Regions from separate parts of the Homo sapiens genome. Here regions 2 and 3 are each linked to region 1. The links are chromatin loops, found by intact Hi-C in ENCODE. Cell type or tissue: natural killer cell. All regions are shown on one strand. Links, peaks and the distances in the headings refer to the core of each region. The heading gives the core; the rest is flanking DNA. Region 1 overlaps FNBP1 (formin binding protein 1). Region 2 overlaps FNBP1 (formin binding protein 1). Region 3 holds the start of FNBP1 (formin binding protein 1).

Region 1 (2,500 bases), core at 1-2,500:
TCGCTCAGGATGGAGTGCAGTGGCACCGTCTCAGCTCACTGCAACTTCCACCTCCTGGGTTCAAGTGATTCTCGTGCCTCAGCCTCCTGAGTAGCTGGGACTACAGGCGTACGCCACTACACCCGGCTAATTTTTTGTATTTTTAGTAGAGATAGGCTTTCACCACATTGCCCATGGTGGTCTTGAACTTCTGGGCTCAAGTGATCCGTCTGCCTTGGCCTCCCACAGTGCTGGGATTACAGGTGTGAGCCACCATGCCCAGCCACATGTAATTTTTAATGTGTTATATATTCTATAATAGAATATTTTAAAGAGAAAAAGAAAGTTATAGATAGGAATCTGTCAATTTTAAGCAAGAATGAAGGAGTTTACTTTAAATGATGATCAGTTTGATAATTATCTTAAGAAAACAAACGAAATTTAGTAGTTTAGGTTTTCTTCGGTTGGAATCAGTGTTGCCAACTCTGTGAAGCCAACAGGATGGAGTTGGCTCTATTCTAAGTGAAGCCAGCTGCGTAGCAGAGTGTTAAATTTTTTTACCATTTGGGGAAACAGTCTCTAGCACAATGACCACTTTAGTTATTGTACATATAAGGAATTGTACTATTGAATATTTTGGTTACCATTGCTGTAGTACTAGGTTGACATCTTTATGGAACATGTTAATATCTTCAGTGCCTTCCCCACGTTTCTGTTTCTTCTAAAATGTCTGACTGTAGTCATCTGAAGGAATTGTTCACTATAACAATTTAGAGAACATTTTTTTTTAAAAAGGAAGTGGTTAGTATAAATGCAGGAAATAAATTTTGCAACTGCAGCTTAATCTTTTTAGGCTTAAAAAAGTTTCAAATGCTTTTTATTGCAAAGAAGAGAAAAGTATAAAGAATTTTATTATAAGTATTACCAAAAATGGATATTGTTGCTATAACTGTTCTTTTATAAGTGGATCAAGGTTCAAATGAAAGATTCTAGAAAAGACACGTTTATTATTCTCTTCTTTATGTCTGTGGAGTTTATATTTACTCCTAAAAGCATAATTATTAACAAGCCTATAAGTTAATGTACAAAATAGCAATCAAGCAGCATCGTTCTCATACCCTAGATCTGAAGATAGAAATGAAGAAATGAATTCCCTGAATATATATGTATTTATTTATGTGTGTGTGTGTGTGTTTAGCTTCAACACTTGGCACTTAGTATGTGGCCTGAACTGTTCTAAAGGCTTTTGTATGGTAAGTCATTTAATAAGGTATTTTAATTTTCAATGATAGTAAATGGCCTAGCCCATGGCTAAGAGCTTGTTCCTGATCTTTGTATTACGTGGAAGTGGGTTCAAATCTTGTTTCTGTCGCTTACAAATGGCATGACATGTGGCAACTTACTTCATCTCTGGTTCCTGTTCTGTAAGTAAGGATGCATATGCACCTCAAGGGCTGGGTGTGAGGTTTCAGTGGGTGTGATGTATGTGTAGTGGCCTATTTTTGAACTGCAATTGATTGGCTGACACTGTTATTGCCATCTGTATTTTGCCTGTATCCTTCTCCTTGCATTATTTCTGCCTCCTTCCTCCTCATCTCTTACCCTTTAGTCTACTTTTTTTTTTTTTTTTTGAGACGCAGTCTCGCTCTGTTGCCAGGCTGGAGTGCGGGGGCATGATCTCGGCTCACTGCAACCTCTGCCTCCCGGGTTCAAGCAATTCTCCTGCCTCAGCGTCCCAAGTAGCTGGGACTACAGGCGCCCACCACGACGCCCAGCTAATTTTTGTATTTTTAGTAGAGACAGGGTTTCTCCAGGTTGGCCTGGATGGTCTCGATCTCTTGACCTCGTGATCCTCCTGCCTCAGCCTCCCAAAGTGCTGGGATTACAGGCATGAGCTACCGCACCCGGCCATATTTTTAACATTCTAGGCATTCTGGGCATCTAGACATTCAACAAGAATATTTATTTGACAAAGAGTGTGAAACACCAGTAGGACTGTAATAGATACCTTTCATGAAGTCCCCAGTTAGCAGACTGGAGAGAGAAGGATGAGAGAAGCATGAGACGGAGAGAGAAGGAAAACTTGAGTCAGTTGGGGAATAAGGTAGAGTATGATATGTAGCATGCCAACTTGTGTGAAGATCATCAGAACGATAGCAGGTTTTTTTTTTTTTTTTTGAGATGGAGTCTCGCTCTGTCGCCCAGGCTGGAGTGCAGTGGTGCAGTCTTGGCTCACTGCAAGCTCTGCTTCCCAGGTTCACGCCACTCTCCTGCCTCAGCCTCCCTAGTAGCTGGGGATACAGGCCCCCGATACCACGCCCGGCTAATTTTTTTGTATTTTTAGTAGAGACAGGGTTTCACCGTCTTAGCCAGGATGTTCTCGATCTCCTGACCTCGTGATCCTCCCACCTCAGCCTCCCAAAGTGCTGGGATTACAGGCGTCAGCTACCGTGCCCGACCACAATAGCAGTTTAAAAGCAATTAGGCCGGGCGCAGTGGCTCATGCCTGTAATCCCAGCAC
Region 2 (11,329 bases), core at 5,209-7,708, 54 kb before region 1:
AATCGCTTGAACCCGAGAGGCGGAGGTCGCAGTGAGCTGAGATCGCACCACTGCACTCCAGCCTGTGCAACAGAGCGAGACTCCGTCTCAAAAAAAAAAAAAAAAAATCTCAATTTGTCTATGGAAATTAATTTAAATCTTTGTTAAAAGCTCGAGAAGTTAATTTCAGGTGGTATTTGTGATGGCACATTTTTGTTTGTAAAGTTCTTTTTTGAGACAGAGTCTGGCTGTGTCACCCAGGCTAGAGTGTAGTGGTGCGATCTCAGCTCACTGCAACCTCCACCTCCCTGGTTCAAGTGATTCTCCTGCCTCAGCCTCCTGAGTAGCTGGGATTACAGGTGCAAGCCATCATGCCCAGCCTTTTTTTTTTTTTTTTTTTTTTTTTTGAGACAGTCTTGCTCTGTCACCAGGCTGGAGTGCAATGGCGCCATCTCATCTCACTGCAACCTCCACCTCCTGGGTTCAAGCGATTCTCCTGCTTCAGCCTCCCAAGTAGCTGGGACTACAGGTAGCTGCCACCATGCATGGCTAATTTTTGTGTTTTTAGTAGAGACAGGGTTTCACCATGTTGGCCAGGCTGGTCTTGAACTCCTGATCTCAGGTGATCCACCCACCTCAGCCTCCCAAAGTGCTGGGATTACAGGCGTGAGCCACCACGCCCGGCCTGTAAAGTTTTATAAAACTTTCTACGTTTCTGTAAGTGCAGCTTCTTTAATATTCAGAACCAAATTGATTTTTTAAAACATTTTAAATGGATATTTTCTTACAGTTACTCTTTGAGTAAATCTATACCCTCTGACACATTTTCCTCCACAGTTTGAGGAAGCTAATGCTAGTAACATAATCCTAAGGGATTCTGTTTAAACAGAGCCATTTAAGTCCTGCTTCTTAAAATGCCCAAGTCCTCAGGAAGGTGAATTTATCAAAAACTGGAGTATACAGAAATAGCAGTCTAGATAGCACAGACCAAAGTAGTCTCAGTAGTGTGGAGGAGATCATTCCCTTCACTGGGTGAATAATTCACTGCAGGAGAGATTTGCTTGCAGAGGGGGACTGGCCTCAGGACCCCCTTTCCTGGAGTCTGTGCCACTTACATAGGTAATTTTAGCAACTTAGTCTCTTACTAGATTGGCTTATTCCAGGGATTTTGAATTAATGTTGGTTTAGTACACTTTTTTTTTTTTTCGAGATGGAGTCTTGCCCTATCACCCAGGCTGGAGTACAGTGGCGCGATCTTGGCTCACTGCAACATCTACGTCCCAGGTTCAAGCGATTCTCCTGCCTCAGCCTCCAGAGTAGTTGAGATTACAGGTGTGAGCCACCGCGCCCAGCCGGTTTAGTACACTTTTTAATTACAGGAAAACACCATATTAAAGTTGACCTAGACTTTGGAGGAAAACTTCCTTGTGGATGACTTGGGTCTCCTCATCTCAAAGTAAATAGCTTTTCTGAATGTAGTTCCTGTGACAACTCTTCTGCATAATTTGAGCAAAAAATAGGTTACAGAAGACTACTTTTTTTTTTTGAGGCGGAGTCTCGCTCTGTCGCCCAGGCTGGAGTGCAGAGGTGCGATCTCAGCTCACTGCAAGCTCTGCCTCCCGGGTTCACGCCATTCTCCTGCCTCAGCCTCCCGAGTAGCTGGGGACTACAGGCACCTGCCTCCATGCCCAGCTAATTTTTTGTATTTTTAGTAGAGCCGGGGTTTCACCGTGTTAGCCAGGATGGTCTTGATCTCCTGGCCCTGTGATCTGCCCTTCTCGGCCTCCCAAAGTGCTGGAATTACAGGCGTGAGCCACCGTGCCTGGCCAAGACTACTTTTTTGTTAGTTTTTGTTTGTTTTTTGAGACAGAGTCTCGCTCTGTTGCCCAGGCTGGAGTGCAGTAATGAAATCTCGGCTCACTGCAGCCTCCACCTCCCAGGTTGAAGTTATTCTCCTGCCTCAGCCTCCCGAGTAGCTGGGATTACAGGTATGTACCTCCACTCCTGGCTCATTTTTTTTGTAGTTTTAATAGAGACAGGGTTTCGTCATATTGGCCAGGCAGGTCTCAAACTTCTGACCTAAAGTGATCCGCTGGCTTCAGCCTCCCTAACTGCTGAGATTACTGCTGAGACTACAGGTGCGTGCCACCATACCCAGCTAATTTTTGTAGTTTTAGTAGAGACAGGGTTTCACTATGTTGGCCAGGCTGGTCTTGAACTCCTGACCTCATGATCCGCCTGCCTCGACCTCCCAAAGTACTGGGATTACAGGTGTGAGCCACGTGTGCCCAGCCAATTTTTGGGTTTTTATTACAGATTTGTGAGGGCAAGATTTTTTTTTTGAACTTAATGAAGATATAATGACCCAAACCAATGCCATAGCCCATGCTTATTGTAACTTAATCAGAATATAGTACCTAAAACCAGACCTGAAAATAATTGTAAAAAGTAGCAATTGCATATTGATTAACACAATAACACTTTCTTCATTCAACTCTTCAGTTTATTCAGCGTCTCATAACTAACAGCACCTGGCACACACCTTTGGTTGGTTTGAATTCAAGGAGCAGTGTGAGGTCAAGGTCAAGGGGGAGTGTAAGGTCAAGGTGAAGTGTGATGTTGGGTGAGTGGTTCAGCGAGGTTCCTGAAAGGTACCATCAGGTTGTAACCAACAGCTTGGAAACATCCATTTGTAGTCCTCTTGGCAATCTTAGAGTGAATAGTTGAAAGTATGGGTTATAGTCTGTTCAGTGGTGCTTACACAGGAGTGTCCGAGGCTAGGTAATTAATAAAGAAAAAAATCTTTGTTTGGCTTATAATTCTGATGTCTGGAAAAGTTCAAGATAAGGCACCTGCATCCAGAAAGGGCCACAGGTTGCTCCATTCATAGTAGAAAGTAAAGAGGAGCCTGCATGGCAGAGGTCACGTGGCCAGAGAGGGCACAATAGAGAGGGGGGAGGTGCTGGGCTCTTTCTAACAACCAGCTCTGGCCAGGACTCATAGAGCAAGAACTCACCCATTACGTCAAGGACGGCACCAAGGTATTCATGAAGGATCTGCCGCCATGACCCAAGGCCTCCCATTAGGCCCCACCTCTGACATTGGGAATCAAATTTCAACATGAAGTTTGAGGGGGACAGACATCCAAACTATAGCAGTATGTATACACAGTATGCACCTATAAAATAAACATTATTTTCTATTAGGTTGTTTATTACCTAAGTTTCTTAATGTTTAGAATGTGCAACTTTGAAATATAAATTTTATTTTATTTATTTTTTTAGATGGAGTCTTGCTTTGTTGCCTAGGCTGGAGTGCAATGGCGCGATCTCGGCTCACTGCAACCTCCGCAGGTTCAAGCGATTCTCCTGCCTCAGCCTCCCGAGTAGCTAGGATTACAGGCATGGGTCTCCATGCCCGGCTTTTTTTTTTTTTTTTTTTGAGGCAGAAGTCTTACTCTGTTGCCCAGGCTGGAGTGCAGTGGCGCGATCTCAGTTCATTGCAACCTCTGCCTCCAAGGTTCAGATGATTCTCCTGCCTCAGCCTCCTGAGTAGCTGGGATTACAGGCGCCCACCATCATGCCTGGCTAATTTTTTTTTTGTATTTTTGTAGAGATGGGGTTTCACCATGTTGGCCAGGCTGGCCTTGAACTCCTGACCTCAGGTGATCTGCCTGCCTTGGCCTCCCAAAGTGCTGGGATTATAGCCGTGAGCCACCATGCCCGGCTAGGAAGAAATTTTTGTATTTTTAGTAGAGATGGGGTTTCACCATGTTGGCCAGGCTGGTCTCGAACTCCTGACCTCAGGTGAGCCACCTGCCTCAGCCTCCCAAAGTGCTGGGATTACAGGCCTGAGCCACCACACCCAACCTGAAATAGAAATTTTAGCATATATGTTATATGATAGTGGTTCTCAAAGTGCAGTCCCTGGACCTCTGGAGTTTCCTGAAACCTTCTCATGGAGTTTACAAGGTCAAAACTATTTTATTAAGGATTGTCTTTTTAACCGTGTTGACATTTGCACCAACGTTACAAAGGAAATGGTGGGTAAAGCTGATGCTTTAGTATCAGTTAAATCAAGGCTGTGGCTCCAAATTGCACTGGTAACTACTATATTCTTCACCATTAGCTGTTTTTTTTTGTTTTGTTTTGTTTTTTTGAGATGGAGTCTTGCACTGTCACCTGGGCTGGACTCATTGCAACCTCCGCCTCCCGGGTTCAAGCAATTCTCCCATCTCAGTCTCCCGAGTAACTGTTATTACAGGCGACCGCCACCACACCCGGCTAATTTTTTGTATTTTTAGTAGAGATGGGGTTTCACCACGTTGGCCAGGCTGGTCTCGAGCTCCTGACCTTGTCATCCGCCTGCCTCGGCCTCCCAAAGTGCTGGATTACAGGCGTGAGCCACCATGCCCAGCCCACCATTAGCTGTTTTAAAAAATTTCAGTTTTACTTGAAAATGTTCTTAATGAAACAGTGAAGATTATTCATTTTACTAAATCTCAAACCCTTGAAGATACATCTTTTTAATAGTGTGTATAGTAAGATGAGAAGCTCTTTAGTGCAGACTAAAATACATGATCCTGAGTTGTAAGTTGAACTAGCTGCTTTTTTCATGAACACCATTTTTACTTCAAAGAATGAGCGACAGACAAACTTTTGAGTATCTGGCAAACATTTTCTCAAAAATAAATGAAGTGAGCCTGTCACTTCAGGGAAACAGCTGGCAATGTTTGTTGCCAATGATAAAATTCTAGCTTTAAAGTGAAAATTAGAACTTGGGGAAATTGTTTTTCCACTGTGAGTTTGACAGCTTCCAAATATTAAAGACTCATCAGAAAAGATGAGATTGGTACTGATATAAACAAATGTGATTCAAAAAAAATATTTTACAAGAAATGTTTCAACAGTTGGAAGATCTGCATATATCTATGATATAATATTTTCTTTTTTTCTTTTTTCTTTTGTTTTTGACATGGAGTCTCGCTCCATCACCCAGGCTAGAGTGCTGTGGCGTAATCTCAGCTCAGCCGAGATCAGCAACCTCCCCTTCCCAGGTTCAATCAATTCTCCTGCCTCAGCCTCCCGAGTAGCTGGGATTACAGGTGACCACCACCACACCCAGCTAATTTTTGTATTTTTAGTAAAGACGGGGTTTCACCATGTTAGCCAGGCTGGTCTCCAACTCCTAACCTCAGACGACCCGCCTGCTTCTGCCTCCCGAAGTGCTGGGATTACAGGTGTGGGCCACCATGCCCGGCTGAGATAATATTTTCTAAATGATCAATGAATAATTTACATGATCATATACAGGTAAAAGATCCATTCAAAATGTAAGGTGGACCAGTGGATCTTACTGTAGCTGAGTTGGAAACTGCATCTCTATGGTTTCAGATTTCATATTGCAACTAGCCTTTGAGAAGCTATGATTTGTCAAGTTTTGGTGTGGTATCAAAGGAGAATGTCTGCACTGATCTAAAAAGGGCCTTGAAGTGTCCTTTGTTTTCTAGCTACGTATCTGTGTGAAGTTGTGTTTTTTTCACATATTTCAGCCAAAGTAAAGAATCGTAATAGATTGAATGCAGAAGTCTCTATGATAATCCAGCTGTCTTCTATTAAGCTAGACATTAAAGAGATTTGCAAAAATGTAACACGGTGCCATTCTTCTTACTGTTTTGTTTTGGAAAGTACAGTTTTAAAAAATAAAAACATGCTCTTTCCATTAACATGTAATGGTAATGGGTTTGTTTTCTTTTTAAATGAATAAATACCTTTAAAAATCTCTCCATTTTAAATTTCTGATTGAGTAAATATTGATAGATGTAACTCACACAAAAGCTCTTCGGAATTCTCAATGATTTTTTTTTTTTTTGAGACAGAGTCTCACTCTGTCGCCCCAGGCTGGAGTGCAGTGGTGCGATTTCCACTCACTGCAACCTCTCCCTCCCAGGTTCAAGTGATTCTCATGCCTCAGCCTCCCGAGTAGCTGGGACTACAGGTGTGTGCCACCATGCCTGGCTACTTTTTGTTTTTCTTTTGTAGAGATGAGGTTTCACCATGTTGGCCAGGCTGGTCTTGAACTCCTGTTCTCAAGTGATCCACCTACCTCGGCCTCGCAAAATGCTGGGATTATAGGCATGAGCCACTGTGGCTGGCTGGTTCTCAAGGATTTTTAGGAGGGCAAAGGGGCCCCCAGAACCACCGTGATGTGACATCAGGCAGGAAGGGATGCATTTTTGATGACACCATCCCCAAAGTAGCAAAGGCTGTTTTTAAAGAGCCGTTTATAATATTTGTTCACAAAGGAGTCCTTTTAAGATTTGGATTTTTTTTTCCATTAACTTTTCCACATTTTAGTCAAGAATGTAAGTGGGTTGATTCGTTTTTCATCTGTCTTGAATTTTCTTCTAGCTGCTGTCAAGTCAGTGCTGCAGCAGTTCATGTGATAGTGAGAGCGTGGGGGCATCCTCAGGTTTCACAGAGCATCAAAAGAACTCTGCTATAGTCACAAACAAGCACCAGCTCATTTGTTACTGAGTAAGGTTTTTATTATTAAGATCTTCTATCTTATTTGGGCTCTGTCATCTTGGTAAACGCTTTATTATAGCTTGTAGAATGGTCCTGAATAGAGATAACTTTATGGAAAACATATTGTTGGATTGAGGCCAGTAATTTTTAAGGTGGACTCAGTTCAAATGTAGATGGGCTTTTTCTGTTGTTTTCAAGGGCTTTGGTATCGAAAGCTGTTGCTTTGTATAGTATACATCAGTTTGAATGCAAAGTGATATGGTGGGGGGAAATCTGTAGTCAGGTTGTTAATAGGCCAAGAATGAAACCTAAGAGCATATCCTCTGGGCAAGTTTTCAAGGTGGCACCTATGACTGCTGAAAACAATCAAGGCTTTGGAGATTATGGGAAATCATACAGGGAGAGGGCTTTTTTGTTTTTTTTTTTTTGAGGTGGAGTTTTGCTCGTTTTGACCAGGCTGGAGTGCAATGGCCCCGTCTTGGCTCACTGCAACCTCCACCTCCTGGGCTTGAGCGATTCTCCTGCCTCAGCCTCCCAAGTAGCTGTGATTATAGGCGTGCGCCACCAGGCCCAGCTAATTTTGTATTTTTAGTAGAGACAGGGTTTTACCATGTTGGCCAGGCTAGTCTCAGACTCCTGACCTCAGGTCTCAAACTCCTGATCCTCCCGCCTCAGCCTCCCAAAGTGCTGGGATTACAGGTGTGAGCCACCGCGCCCGGCCATTTTTTTTCTTTTTTTTTTTTTTTCGAGACAGAGTCTCTGTCTTTCGCCCAGACTGGAGTGCAGTGGTACAATCTCGGCTCACTGCAACCTCTGTCTCCTGAGTTCAGTGGATTCTCCTGCCTCAGCCTCCTGAGTAGCTTGGATTACAGGTGCATGCCACCATGCCTGGCAAATTTTTGTATTTTTAGTAGAGATGAGGTTTAGTAAAGATGACTGTGTTGGCCAGGCTAGTCTCAAACTCCTGACCTCAAGTGATCCGCCCACCATGGCCTCCCAAAGTGCTGGAATTTTGGATGTGAGCCACCGCGCCCAGCTGGGAGAGGGCTTTTAAATAAAGGAAAGGGTGTTTATGTTTTTGGTTTTTGTTTTTTGAGACAGGGTCTTGCTTTGATGCTCAGGCTGGAGTGCAGTAGCCTGATCATGACTCACTGCAGCCTTGAAGTCCTGGGCTCAAGTGATCCTCCTGCTTCAGCCTCCCTAGTAGCTGGGGCTACAGGCATGTGTGCCATGATGCCCTGATAATTGTTAATCATTTTAAAAATAAATATGATTACTGTGAAACTAGATCCACAAAGGGTTACTGATAAGCAGAGGGCTTTGACGAAGTCGTGCTCTCAATTTGTAAGAATGATTTGTAGTCATAGCTTGAGTTGTGTGTATATTTGTTCTCTCAAGTAGTTTAAGGTGATCTTCAGTCTCGTTTACACTATTAGCTTACTTGATGACCCTTGACTTTATAAATAACATAATCTAGTGTTTCTTAAACTGAAATCTAGGGGTTTGTGGAATATATATTATTGAGGACCAAGAATCAACTTTAAATATTAAAAATTATTAGTCATAAAGACAAACATTTTGCACTTTTGTTTTATAATTTTGTATTTAATTTTTTGAGACATAGTCTCATTCTGTCACCCATGCTGGAGTGCAATGGTGTGATCTTGACTCACTGCAACCTCTGCCTCCTGGGTTCAAACAATTCTCCTGCCTCCCTCAGACTCCCGAGTAGCTGGGATTACAGGTGCCTGCCATGACGCCCGGCTACTTTTGTATTTTTAGTAGAGATGGGATTTCACCATGTTGTCCAGGCTGGTCTCGAACTCCTGGCTTCAAGTGATCCACCCGCCTTGGCTTCCCAAAATGCTGGGATTACAGGCGTGAGCCACCTCACCTGGCCAAAATCTCAGTCATACCTTAATAAAGTGGTTTTAAAAAAAAACAGGCCGGCCGGAGGCAGTGGCTCACACTTGTAATCCCAGCACTTTGGGATGCCAAGGCGGGAGGATCACTTGAGCCCAGGAATTCAAGACCAGCCTGGGCATCATAGTGAGACCTCCTCTCTGCAAAAAATACAAAAATTAGTGAAGGCATGGTGGCGGGTGCCAATAGTCCCAGTTACTCAGGAGGCTGAAGTGGGAGGATCACTTGAGTCTGGGAGGCAGCAGCAAGCTGAGATTGCACTACTGCACTCCAGCCTGGGGGAAAGAGCACGACTCTGTCTCAAAACAAACCAACCAACAAACAAAAAACAGTCTGAAGTAAGACACTGAATGTATACTGTTAGATTGCACAAGCGTAGGATTAAACACTAGCTTTATATTTTTATATTTGAGTTGGCACTTCCCCATTTCGCATGATCCTCATGACTGATTTGTGAAATTAGGAAATTAGATTATAGCTGCGTCTTACAGGCAAATGACTAAAACTTGAAACATTTGGGGGCCTGTCTCTGTGAAATCCCTTTGCTGGGGCTAGAACCCTCATTTATGACTGTTACCTCTCAGGAGGCAGCAAATTTTCCATGGAGAATTCCATTTCCACTGGAATTCTCTCTTCCCTGTGATGTGCTCATGCCCCCTCTGGCTCGCCCCCTTAGTCCTTTCTGGGCTCTGCTTCCTGGGCCAGGCCCTCTTTGCTAATTCTGTGTATCCTTGCTGTCGTCTTTGGTGTTCTGATCCTCGGCTGTTGCTTGAGATCCACCTACTCACTTGATGCCCTTCTTGAGTTCTAAATCCTTCTGTGTTTCCAGCTCTCTTCTGGACAGGCCAGTCCCTCATTCAACATGTCAAAACAACATTTAATTTTCACCCCAAACTGTAGCTCTTTCTTATCTGGATCTTCTGTTTAATTCCGGGAAGCAGAACCTGAAAGTCACTCTGGAATCCTCCCTCCCCCTCATACCCTTGCCAGCCTCCACGTCCAACCGGCCACTCACACACTAGTTGATTGTGTTTGTTAAATGTCCCTAGAATTCTTCCCTTCTGTGCCTATTTTGTCTCATCTAGACTGTTGGAGCCATTTCCTGGCTTTCTCTTCCAAGTCCTCTTGTGCCTGCTGGAGAGTCTAAACTCCTAAGCTCGTCCTTCAAGGCCTTGGGTGATCTAGCTCTGAGCTGTCTCTAGTTTCATCACTCGCCAACTCCACTTCCCTTCTGCCCCACCCACCTCCACCTTGCACTCAAAGACAAATTCACTTGATTCCTGGATATCTCCATGTCTTTGCATTAGCTGTTGCTAGCATACCTGTCCCCTCTCATTCTTTATTTGGGGGGACAGAGTCATGCTCTTATACCCAGGCTGGAGTGCAGTGGTACAACACCATGCCCAGCTAATTTAAAAAAATTGTTTTTGTAGAGATGGGTTCTGTGTTACCCAGGCTCCCTCTTGTTCTTCCAGACCAGAAACCCCAAGGCACAATGCAAACTCAGGCTGTATTTTTGTTCATTTTGGTTCCCCAGCTCCAGGCACTGTTCCTGGCTCACAGTGTGGGTTTGGTGTATGTTTGGAAGAATAAAATCCATGTGTTTTATTTTAATCATTTGAAGAAAGCAAAATTTTGTAACACTTCCCCCCGTTCCTCGGCTCAGATTCAATCAGCTGTTTTGAATGATTACCCAGAGATAACAGTTAAGGTGCAAACCGTGTGTGGCTGTGTTTGTGTGTATGTTTCACCTGTCGGTTTTTGGCGTCTGGGAATGACATTTTTCCTTGCACTGAGACATCAGTTATATCTGAAAACTATGTTTCTAAAAGGAATAGGAAATATGAATGAATAGGTCAGAGTTCAGTACTCCAGGCGGTTTTCAAACCAAATTTGGTAATGTTGATTTAAAATGGCTCAACAAAAAAGCACCCCAAGTATAATCATGGAAAATATTAGTACTACTTTGTATGTAGTAATATGTTGTTAAGAGAATTATTCATTGAAATTATGTTAATCACAGGGAAAGACCATAACTTCTCTCTTGGTTTGTTTCAACAGGATCAGTTTGACAACTTAGAAAAACACACACAGTGGGGAATTGATATTCTTGAGAAATATATCAAGTTTGTGAAAGAAAGGACAGAGATTGAACTCAGCTATGCAAAGCAACTCAGGTAAGTTGATATTGAAAAAGGTTATTTGTTAACTGCAAAATGATGTAAGGATAACGTATATTCTCATTTTACAGTATAAATGTATATTTTAAATATTTTTCCTTTTATGTAAGGTAATATTTCAATAGAAGTGATTGTTTTTCATACAGAAAATTAATTTTCATAGAACATTAAAAATAAAAACTAAATTACTGCTTTAAGGCCCAGTTTTTTTTTTCAACAAGATATTTGCTGAGTTTTGGAGCAGCTTGTTTCTCAGTAAACTTTTTATTGAAATATATTAATAACATATGTACAGAGAAGTACACAAATCATAAGTGTGCAGCTCCATGAATTTTGACAGTGTGAACACACTCATGTAACCGGGCACCCAGGTCAAGAAACAGAAAGACCAGCCTGGCAGGCCCCCTGGCCCCCTCCAGCTCCCCACTCTCCCCCCAGCGGTAACCACTCTCCTGACTTCTAACCGCGTGGATTAGTAGTGCCCACTTTTGAACTTTACATGAGTGTAATCATTTGGTATGCATTCTTGTGTATCTGGCTTCTTTTGTTCTATATTACGTTTGTGAGATTGACCATGTGGTAGCATGTGGTGGGATCTGCTTATTTTCATTGCTGTTGAGTGTTTTGGTCTGTGAATGCACCAGAACTCATCCGTTCTGACTAGGTGATTGGTTGTTTCTAATTTAAGCTATAATGAGTAGCGCTCCAACGAGCATTATT
Region 3 (11,329 bases), core at 3,834-6,333, 94 kb before region 1:
TCTCGGGCTTCCCTCGGGCGGTGGGAAAAGAGCCTCCCGGGCTGACTCTGCTCGGCGCGCATGGCTGCCAGGGGAAAGTATTGTCCTTAAATCCAGAGCGGCGATACGCGCAGGGGAGCGATCTCAGACCGCGGCGGAGCATCGGTGATCCCAGGGCCTGCCGCGTTCCAAGGCAAGCGCTAGTACTGCGAGCAGACAGTGGTCACTAAGAAGTCATTACCAGATTGGCAGGGGGAGTCCTAGGGATCCGGGTCCCGCCGTCCCTCACACCTCCCTCCGCGTCCTTCCGGACCCCAGGGCGACGCGGACCCGGCCGGGGGAGCCCGGGGGAGGGGGCCGGGCCGGGGTGGGGCGGGCGCGCGTGCGCGAGCTGTCAGACCGGCCCCGCCCCTCCCCTCCCGCCCCTCCCCCGCTCTCCGGGTGTAGGGCGGGCGGGCGCTGCGGCGGCCGCGGCTGCTGCTTCCTCGGGCCATTTTGCTGTGGAGCGGCGGGGAGGAGGAGCCGCCGAGGAGACCCCGGGCGAGGAGCTGCGAGCCGGAGGAGGCCGCGCGGACTCCGGGCTTTCCGCCGTCGCGGGGATCTCGGGGGGCAAAGGGATCGCCGGGGAGGGGGACCAGAGAGCCGCGCCCGCCGCGCGGAGCGCCCCTTCGCGTCCCCTGCACCATGAGCTGGGGCACCGAGCTCTGGGTGAGTGAGGGGCTGGGCCCGCGGGCAGATGCGGGGCGCGCGCTGCGTTTCCCCGCGGCCTGGGGAGGGGGCGCGGGCCGCGCTGCTGGGCGGAGGCGAGGGCGCGCTGGTCGGGGTCCTCGCGGCCTGGGGAGGAGGCGGGGTTCCAATGCCCCTCGTCCGCCTTGGCCCGAGCAGGAGGTGCGGGCCGGCTTGTCCTTCGGAGGCGAGGGGAGTTGGTGCGGGTCCCCGGCGGCCTGAGGAACGGCGCGGGCGGGCCTCCCTGTCCCCGGCGCCCCGGAGCGGGCCGTGTGTGTCGGGCCGAGCCCTAATCCCCCGGGGCGAGCCGCGGATGCCCGGGGAGGGCCGGGACCGGGCGTGGGGGCGTGGAGGCCCCGGCTGCGCGGCGCTGCGTTGGGTCTCGGGGCGCCCCGGCCGCGAGTTCTGTCCTGGCTCCGCGGAGGCGCTGGCGGATCGGGCACTTCCCCGGGAGCGGGGCGGCCGGGGCGAGCGCCGGGGGTCGGGTTTTGGGGTGCTGGGGCGAGAGTGCGGTCTTCGCTCTGGAGGCGAGGACTTCTGGCCCGTGGCGGCTCCGGGCGCACTTGTTCTTTCGGGGTAGCTCAATCCTGAGTGGGATGTGGGCACTGCGACGTCTGGTCTGGAGGGGAAAGTGGGAGTTAGGGAGAGATCTTACGTGATCTACCTCAGGAAGAGGCGTTCGCGGGGTCAATGATCTTTAACGGTTGCTCGGAGAATAGTTTCCAGTGGGGAAAGTTGGCGGTGAGGGGCGCCTTGCGGGGATGCTTGGCCGGGGGATGCGCACGGTAAACGGGCAGCCCTCAGGGCTGAGGGCCGTCCCCGGAAAGGCGAGGGGCTGGCTGTGGATGGAGCTCTTTTCCTGCCGTCCCCGGATTCCTGGGGAAATCACTGGGCAGGGGATGGGCAGTGCGGCGGCCCGGGAAGGAGCAGACGAAATCTCAGTTACTGCACTGAAATGCCCTCAAGATGAGCCATTTCCCAGGATGAACTCTAAAGTGCCTGAACTACCTTTTGGAATTCTATTTGCAAAGGGTGTGGAGGAGAAAGTGTAGGGTGGTGTTGCTATCTGAGATGAGGCCAAGAAATCTCATATCAAAATAAAACAAGGTTAGAGCAATTACAGAAACAGAGCACATCCTCCCTTGTTTTTTGTTTTGTTTTCTTTTGCTTTAATTGTTTTTACATAACCATTTGTTAGGTACAGAAGCAGCTACGGTTGTTATTACCAAAATCCTGAGGGCAATAGCTCCCTTAAATTAAGATAATTCATTTTATAAACATCTTCTGCCTAAAAGGGATTCATGACAAAATTTCCGCTGATGTTTACAAGTATCCATTTTGAAAATAAAATAGTTTAAAATATTTGCACACACCAGTTTAGGCAAAATCTATGACTTTGAGTACCGTATTGAAGTTTCTTTCCTCTTCTAATCCTTCCACTCCCTTTAGCTCTCTTTAGCTTATCTGGGGTGGGGAAGCAAATCAGAAGTAATCTTTGTCAAGACAGTAGAAATTGTGGCACAATTTTTTTTTCACTTGTTCAGACAGGTGGATGGAATTATGGAGGGAAAATGTACAATATATTTCTGAGTGAAATAGGGACCGAACACAATACCTTGGTGGACAGTTCAGTGATGTTGGTGAATGGGATAGAATATAATTCCAAAGAGAGGCAGTGGCTATGAGCAAAACTGCTAAAACAGCGGCAATTGCTTGCATTATTCTGTACATTTCTTTTTGAGGGTGCAGAAGTGGGAAGGAAGGCAGGGTTAGGAGTGATTGAAAATAAATGAGAGAGGCCGGGCGCAGTGGCTCAGGCCTATATTGCCAGCACCTTGGGAGGCTGAGTCGGGAGGATCTTTTGGGCCCAGGAGTTCAAGAACAGCTTGGGGAATATCTGGAGAGGCCTCCTCTTAAAAAAAAAAAAAAGAAAAGAAAAAAGAAAAAAGAAAAAAATAATAAATGGGAACTGGAATATATACAAATATTAATGATATGAAATCTTATATTTGCTTCACAATAATTTGGGTTGTTAGTAGATGGGAGATAGTGAGACAGAGTTGGCCATTATTGAAGCCAAATGCTGAGTACAGAAGTATTCATTACACTATTCTTTCTAGTATATATATTTGACATTTTCTACAATAAAAATAATTGGAAAATAGTTTTAAAGGAGAAGGATGTGAACTATTTGTAATTTTTTCACTTGACAATTTTATGAGGAAGAATGAATCAGTTAACAGTTCTATATATGCAAGTGTATGGCAATGAGGAGTTTTTAAAAAGACATTCTTTTTTTTTTTTTTTCTGAGACGGAGTCTTGCTCTGTTGCCTGCCCAGGCTGGCGTGCAGTGGCGTGATCTCGGCTCACTGCAGCCTCTGCCTCCCAGGTTCAAACGATTCTCCTGCCTCAGCCTCCCAAGTAGCTGGGACTACACGCGCCTGCCACCATGCCCAGCTAATTTTTTTGTGTATTTAGTAGAGACGGGGTTTCGCCGTGTTGGCCAGGCTGGTCTCAAACTCCTGATGTCAGGTAATCCGCCTGCCTCAGCCTCCCAAAGTGCTGGGATCGCAGGCGTGAGCCACCACGCTTGACGTTAAAAAAGACATTCTTATGAGTACCAGCATTTGCCTTTGAGTAGCTTACAGTTTAATATAGGAAAAGGAATGAACACATGATTGTGCTACTAAGAGAAATGCAAAATCTAAGTTTTCAGGTGAAATGCAAAGATGTATAAGGCTTAGTAGCTTTTGAGATTTAAAAAAACTAGAATAATGAAGGATTATGAAAAGTAAACCCCAGTTTCTCCGGTGGTCAGAGACTTGGTGATGTGCGGTACATTGGGTAGCCCAGCGGAGGGCAGTGATTAAGGGTTTTCCTTGAATGGTGGCTTTGGAATCATGCACATGTATAATGAGATAATGATGGGGCGCTCAAGCCAAACTTGGCAGAATTATTCTTCTAGATGGAGAAAGAGCTATGGTTTGGGTGGCCATGAATTATTTGTAACAGGTGGTTGCAGCTTTCAGGGACCTTCACAAATACTATCAGATTTTACATACATTTTAGGACTTCAGGTTAAAATCAATATAGGCTTTTAGAAACTACAGGTTTCTAATGTGCATTTTACACTGAAGACCTGCTCCTAAGCCACATCCTGCTTTGTAGAGGGAGTAAAACCTTTCTCTTCCTCTTTCTTTTTTACTTTTTCTTTAACCCCTCCATAGAAATAAACTTTCTTTTTTTTTTTTTTTTTGAGACAAAGCTTCGCTCTTGTTGCCCAGGCTGGAGTGCACTGTCACGATCTTGGCTCACTGCAACTTTCACTTCCCAGGTTCTAGTGATTCTCTTGCCTTAGCCTCCTGAGTAGCTGGGACTACAGGTGTGCATTATCACACCTGGCTAATTTTTTCTATTTTTAGTAGAGATGGGGTTTCACCATGTTGGCCAGGCTGGTCTCGAACTCCTGACCTCAAGTGATCTGCCCGCCTCGGCCTCCCAAAGTGCTGGGATTACAGGCGCGAGCTACCTCGCCCAGGCTTACATGGCCATTTTGAAGTGATTGGGTTCTAATAAAATAGTTTACAACTCTTCATAACATAGCTCTTCATAACATTGCCTTTTAATCAATTTTCAAAATTTTTATTGAACAACTATGGTGTGCACAAGACACCAGTCTGAATCTGTTGTAAGTTACATTATATACATTGAAAGATATCTACGTGGAAGCATAGAAAGTAGGTTTTACCTCTAGCTTGTAACATCAGAGTCAAAAGAAAAATGTTTGTATGTAAAATTAACCAAAATACATTTACTCAAGACTTGTTAAAAAGGCAGTGTTAGTAAGGTAAATATGTTCACTGACTTGTTGAAGTTGTGGCTGGTTGTTGGAGAAATGGCAAAGCAAGAGTTGCTTACATTTGAATGTTTTTTTTTTCTTGCCTACTTACTGAGGGAAGTGACAGGTTACTGAAGTGTTAGTTCAGCTTTTTATTAGCTTGCTTATTAGTGTGAAGTATGAATAAATCCATTGGAAAATTAAGCCTTCCTCGTAATTATTCTCTTTGCAGCTAACAAATTATTCAGTGACAGAACCTGGTTTTGCTGCCTCCTAGTATCCTCTCTGTCTTTATTTATTTGCTCTGGTGCTAATGAGAAATGAAGTATGTACAAGAAAGAGAACAGAGAAACCTGAATAATGCATATTGGTTAGCATAGTAAGAAGCCACATGTGGGCTGGGCGCGGTGGGTGGCTGACGCCTGTAATCCCAGAACTTTGGGAGGCCAAGGCGGGCAGATCACGACATCAGGAGTTTGAGACCAGCCGGACCAAGATGGTGAAACCCCATCTCTACTAAAAATACAAAAATTAGCCGGGCGTGGTGGTCCACGCAGGTAATCCCAGCTACTCGGGAGGCTGAGGCGGAGAATCGCTTGAACCCGGGAGGCGGAGGTTGCAGTGAGCCGAGATGGCGCCATTGCACTCCGCCCTGGGCGACAGAGCGACTCTGTCTCAAAAAAAAAAAAAAAAAAGAGCCACCTGTGTTGATTGTATGTCTTTTTTTTTTTTTTTTGAGACGGAGTCTCACTCTGTCGCCCAGGCTGGAGTGCAGTGGGTCGCACGATCTCTGCTCACTGCAAGCTCCGCCTCCCGGGTTGACGCCATTCTCCAGCCTCAGCCTCCGGAGTAGCTGGGACTACAGGCGCCCGCCACCACGCCCGGCTAATTTTTTTGTATTTTTAGTAGAGACAGGGTTTCACTGTGTTAGCCAGGATGGTCTCGATTTCCTGACCTCGTGATCTGCCCACGTCGGCCTCCCAAAGTGCTGGGATTACAGGCGTGAGCCACCGCGCCCGGCCGACTGTATGTAATTTTTTTTACCTGTGATTTTTAGAACCATGCCAGGCATATAATATACATTCATCTGTTGAATATGTTGACCCTGATCGTGGTGTGCACTTTCAAGAGGCAGCCGTTTGAGGATTGTCTACCAACTGTACTGGGAACAATGCCTGACTCTGTGTAGGAGTTCAATAAATATTTATTGGATAAATGAATAAATCCCTTTTTTTCCTTTTGTTTTAACATTTGCTTTTTAAAAATAATGGGAAGATAATTATAACACCTTTCTGCACTTCGGCAGTTGTAAAATATATATATAATTTTAGGTATCTTTTTGGAAAATAGACTATTTTTTAGAGCAGTTTCGGTTCATAGCAAAATTGAGAAGGTACAGAGATTTTCCATATCCTTTCTGCCCCCAAATACACACAGTCTAAGTACCTTTTTTGCCTTTAAAGTAGGGTTTGAAAAATTATCCCTTCTCTGTTGTTCATTCTACTTAGGCATGATATGTGTACATATCTTTATATAAGAACACTTTATAGTGTGTTGAATTTTTTTCCCTAGTGTGTCGAAATTTTAAACTAGTTTTTTAATCTTAAAGTAACAAATTATTAACAGTTCCAGGTATTGGATAATTATTACCTCTTCTTACTGCCCTTGAATGCTAAATTGGAGAACCCTATTAACAATCGTCCCTAGCTCTTCTACTGCTCTTTTTTCTTTTTTCTTTTTCGAGATGGAGTTTTGCTCAGTCACCCAGGCTGGCGTGCAGTGGCGCGATCTCAGCTCACTGCAACTTCTGCCTCCCAGGTTCAAGTGATTCTCATGCCTCAGCCTCCTGAGTAGCTGCAGGCCCCCACCACCATGCCCTGCCAATTTTTGTATTTTTCATACTAGAGATGGGGTTTCACCACGTTGACCAGGCTGGTCTCAAACTCCTGACCTCAAGTGATCTGCCTGCCTCTGCCTTCCAAAGTGCTGGGATTACAGGTGTGAGCCACCATGCCTGGCCTCTACTGCTCCTTTTTCTTTTTTTTTTTTTGAGATGGAGTCTCGCTGGGTTGCCCAGGCTGGAGTGCAGTGGCGTGATTTCGGCTCACTGCAAGCTCGGCCTCCCAGGTTCACACCATTCTCCCGCCTCAGCCTCCCGAGTAGCTGGGACTACAGGCGCCTGCCACCGCGCCCGGCTAATTTTTTGTATTTTTAGTAGAGATGGGGTTTCACCTTGTTAGCCAGGATGGTCTCGATCTCCTGACCTTGTGATCCGCCTGCCTCGGCCTCCCAAAGTGTTGGGATTACAGGCGTGAGCCACTGCGCCCGGCCTACTGCTCCTTTTTCTTAACCCTTCAGAGATTTCTGTTTGGGATGAACATGGCAAGACCAACAGGGGAGATAATACTCCCTGAACCATGGTGGGTAGGGCAGAACTGCTTCAGAAGAGAAACAAAATCAACTTAGTTTTGCCATCCTTACTTCTCCATGAGAACAAATTTTGCACATGTCTTTTCTGTTTAGTGGATATTAAAAGAAAACAAACCGTGGGAGGCCTGGAGATTTTGCAGTTGATATTTAGATATCAGTTTTGTTGCCCTCACTTTGTACATTAGACAGAATCCTGAAAATTTGTGTAAATTGCCATTTTGGTAGGCAAAACTGTACTTTAAGCACATAAAAGAGTTTTATAAGTGTCTATACTTACTATGTGAACACATTACAACTCATGCTTTACATTGGTGAGACATGGAAAGTGCTTCTTTGAAGGACTATTCAAGTATCACCCACTAAGCAGCTAAAGCTAATATTATGTTTCCTGCAAGTATTACTCATACTTGTTTCATCAACACCACCCACATTTAAAAATAAGGCTTTATTTTGACACTTAAAAATTGAAAGCTACTAAGAATACATGAATGCCCTGGGAAATTAATCTAATTAGATTTTAGAATGTGGGTGTGAAGTCTTCTGGAATTAGTGTTTATAAAGGAATATTTGTTTCCTGTTTTACTTGTACACTCATACTAGCTTGAGCCTAGTAATGTGTTTAGTTAAAAAAACTTTTTTTTTTAATGATGAGGCCAAATATGTGTATTATATTAGAGAGTAATTTGGGGGTATGTAAGTTTTTGTTTGTTTGTTTTTTGAGATGGAGTTTCGCTCTTGTCGCCCAGGCTGGAGTGCAATGGCACGATCTCAGCTCACTGCAACCTCCACCTCCCGGGTTCAAGCGATTCTCCTGCCTCAGCCTCCCGAGTAGCTGGGATTACAGGCGTGTGCCACCACGCCTGGCTAATTTTGTGTTTTTAGTAGAAATGGGATTTCACCATGTTGGCCAGGCTGGTCTCAAACTCCTGACCTCAGGTGATCCACCCGCCTTGGCCTCCCAAAGTGCTGGGATTACAGGCATGAGCCACCGTGCCTGACCTCTCTATTATCTTAAAGTCTCGAATGATTGTTATCATTACTGCCATTTATTGAGTGCCTACTATGCCCCAGGTGCTGGACAAAGTGTTTACATCCATCATCTTGTTTATTTGTTACAAGAATCCAGCAAGGTAACTACCATTTGTGCCAATATCCTGGAAGAAGAGGCTTAGATGGAGTCATTAGTACAGTTTTACTGGGGAGTAACACCTGTGAAGGGGAAAGAGTGGAAGCCATCAGATCACGATGCAGACCTGACAGAGTCCCCACCAGGCCAATGGGGAGCTCCAGAGCAGACACAAGAATCCTCTGGCAGAAATGGCTCGGCCTCTGTATCTCTGCCTTCCTTTATCATTGGCCAGAGGTCGTCCCAAGAAGAGGATGGCCTTGGCTGCCAGCTTGCTTAGTCATTGGCTGGGGGTGCTACAAGAAGAGATGCCCTCGACTCAAAAGATGAGGTGGACCCTAAAGGAGGCTGCATGCTAGCCACAGTCCTTGCAGCTGGGCAGCGAGTCATTTTTTGCCACTTCTCCATGTTGCCCAGGCTGGGGTGCAGTGGCACGATCTCGACTCACTGCAACCTCTGCCTCTTAGGTTCAAGTGATTCTCCTGCCTCAGCCTCCCAAGTAGCTGGGATTACAGGCACATGTCACCACACTCTGCTAATTTTTGTATTTTTTTTGTAGAGACGGGGTCTTTCTATGCTGCCCAGGCTGGCCTTGAACTCCTGGGCTCAAGTGATCCTTCCACCTTGGCCTCCCAAAGAGCTGGGATTACAGGCATTAGCCACTTGGCCAAAAACTGGATCTTCTGTGTTAGTAGTGCACAGTTCCCTTTATCCCCACCACTCACTCATATTTCCCCATCACTGCAGTAGATTTTGCTTTATAAAACAGTTGATGTTATTCATATTGAGAATCACTGAGAATCAATGACTCACACCACTAAATGCTGCAGAGCCAGCAGAAACAGTCATGAATGAAGCTCGTACTCAAGCAGATGCTTCATAGATGTCTAGTAATCTCCTAATCCTTTCAAAGCCAGTTATTGTTTCTCTTTTCTAATTTAAATAAATTTGTGTGGATATTAATTAGTAGGAGTAGTATCAAGTTTCTGAATTTGCCCAACAGAAGTATGTCTTGGCGAAAACTATTTTTAAGGAAATTGAGAAAGAACAAGGAGGAATACAGAGTCTCACTCTGTTGACCAGGCTGGAGTGCAGTGGCACAAACATGGCTCGCTGCAGCCTCAATCTCCTGGGCCCAAATGAGCCTTTCGCCTCAGCCTCCTGATTAGCTGGGACCACAGGTGTACACTACCACGCCTGACCAACTTGTTTTTTTTTTTTTTTTTGAGATGGAGTCTTGCTCTGTCGCCCAGGCTGGAGTGCAGTGGTGTGATCTCAGCTCACTGCAATCTCCGCCTCCCGAGTTCAAGCGATCCTCCTGCTTCAACCTCCCGAGTAGCTGGGAGTACAGGCGTTTGCCCGGCTAATTTTTTGTATTTTTAGTAGAGACGGGGTTTCACAGTGTTAGCCAGGATGGTCTCGATCTCCTGACCTCGTGATCTACCTGCCTTGGCCTCCCAAAGTGCTGGGATTACAGGTGTGAGCCACCGCAGCTGGCCTGTCTAACTTTTTTTTTTTTTTTTGAGACAGAGTCTTGTTCTGTCACCCAGGCTGGAGTGCGGTGGCGCAATCTCTGCTCACTGCAAGCTCTGCCTCCCAGGTTCATGCCATTCTCCTGCCTCAGCCTCCCGAGTAGCTGGGACTACAGGCACCCGCCACCATGACTGGCTAATTTTTTTTTTTTTTTTTTTTGTATTTTTAGTAGAGGCGGGGTTACCATGTTAGTCACTGTGTTAGCCAGGCTGGTCTCACTCTCCTGACCTCGTGATCCGCCCGCCTCGGCCTCCCAAAATTCTGTGATTACAGGCGTGAGCCACCGTGCCCAGCCCGGCCTGGCTAACTTTTTTAAAAAAGTTTTTTTTGTAGAGGTGGGGGGGTCTTCCTGTGTTGCCCAGGCTGGACTTGAACTTTTGACCTCAAGTGATCACCGGCCTCGGCCTCCCAAAGTGCTGGGATTACAGGCGTGAGCCACCATGCCTGGCCGACATTCAGGGTTTTAAAGTTTTGAGTCTTCAGGAACAAGAAACGAAACACTTTCTCTATTATCTATAGCAGAAGAAAACTTGGGACCTGTAAAGGAATCTCCTCCCCTTGTACTTCTATTTGCACAGCCAAAATTGAGAACGGGTTCCTGAAATCCATTTAAAGACCAGACAGGCTCTGGGGACAAACGGTGTGGGTGCTCCCAGTTGAGTGAGGCAGTGCTGGAGGGCTCAGCCTGGGTTGCCTTGCTTACCTAATCTAATATTTATTAGTATCGGGCAAGTCCTTGCATCTCTGTTCCTCGCTTTCCCAATCTATAAAGTATGGTATGATGCTTGCCTTTCTCTTGACAAGAAGGCATAAAGGTGAGAGATTGTTCGTAAAGTACTTTGAGGTTGTTGGATGAAAGGTGATAGGTAAACACAAATTATTATAATCATGGGGAAGGTTAATGAAAAAAACTCTGGTCCCTGGGAACAAACTGTAGAACTCTCCTGCGGTAAGCAGGATTCATGAAAAATGAGCTATTTTCTGTCCTAGCCTTCTGATTTAAAATTTGGTGTACATGTTAACAATACAATAAACCTAATATTTGGAAAATGCCTGGAAATCGTTGCTTTGGACAGGAAATCTGGATTTCAGGAGGTCATATTAATAGCATGTTTATCTTTTCCTCCTTGAAGAAAAATAAAATCCACTCCAAAACACTAATCATACTAATTTTTAGCAGTATACTTGGGCCTTCTTAAGATTTAAGTTTTTTCTAGGGGGAATTAATTTTCTTTGGCTATTATTACCACTTTAAAAAAAAAAAAGTTCCACTGAAGTCACATTATTTCCTCACCTAAAAAGCTGGATATTTGCTGCTTGAAACATCTAATGAATTATTCTGCCTATCAGCTTAGTTTGGGATTGATTTCTTCTTGGCAGAGATAATGAAGAGGTTTAGAAGTATTTGCATTGGAACAGATATGGAAATTTCTGGAAATGTTTGGGCAAGGACATTTAGATTTCATAAGTGTATATGTGTATGTAAAATATATTCTTCACCATGACTGACTTTTAAAATTTACATTTTACTTATTGGCCAGGCACGGTGGCTCATACCTGTAATCCCAGCATTTGGGGAGGCCAAGGCGAGAGGATAGCTTGAACTCAGGCGTTCAAGACCAGCCTGGGTAACATACTGAGATCCCATCTCTACTAAAAATTAAAAAATTACCTGGGCATAGTGGTGCATGCCTGT

Evidence for each region. Hi-C counts contacts between places; a loop is a spot of excess contacts. Peaks named below come from ENCODE experiments on the same cell type or tissue, not always from the same donor. Only the 100,000 strongest peaks of a DNase experiment are listed, where the experiment ranks them.
Region 2: a loop joins it to region 1, with 9 times the contacts of the local background. A loop is called at or near these places in 7 of 110 quality-filtered maps.
Region 3: a loop joins it to region 1, with 2.9 times the contacts of the local background. A loop is called at or near these places in 12 of 110 quality-filtered maps.

The regions. Positions count from the first base shown.
Region 1 is chr9:129,943,650-129,946,149 of GRCh38, reverse strand. The region is part of intron 6 of FNBP1 (formin binding protein 1); the gene reads left to right. Among named protein-coding and RNA genes, the nearest start is that of MIR6855, 75 kb to the right of the region's middle. RefSeq lists a silencer at 1,406-1,485. In natural killer cell, for the core only: no CTCF peak of the experiment used is centred there; DNase peaks (open chromatin) are centred at 699 and 1,439; H3K27ac peaks cover 2,500 bases.
Region 2 is chr9:129,994,120-130,005,448 of GRCh38, reverse strand. It overlaps FNBP1 (formin binding protein 1), which reads left to right. Exons shown (of 17, transcript NM_015033.3): 2 at 10,491-10,606. Among named protein-coding and RNA genes, the nearest start is that of FNBP1, 43 kb to the left of the region's middle. RefSeq lists enhancers at 8,785-8,854, 8,875-8,974, 9,115-9,394, 9,805-9,934. In natural killer cell, for the core only: no CTCF peak of the experiment used is centred there; a DNase peak (open chromatin) is centred at 6,428; H3K27ac peaks cover 342 bases.
Region 3 is chr9:130,032,310-130,043,638 of GRCh38, reverse strand. FNBP1 (formin binding protein 1) reads left to right here and starts at 450. Exons shown (of 17, transcript NM_015033.3): 1 at 450-687. The coding sequence starts at 664. RefSeq lists silencers at 188-747, 928-1,087, 3,131-3,180 and enhancers at 4,091-4,210, 7,947-8,447, 8,370-8,449, 8,448-8,948. In natural killer cell, for the core only: no CTCF peak of the experiment used is centred there; DNase peaks (open chromatin) are centred at 3,918, 4,618, 5,306 and 5,658; H3K4me3 peaks cover 1,769 bases; H3K27ac peaks cover 2,500 bases.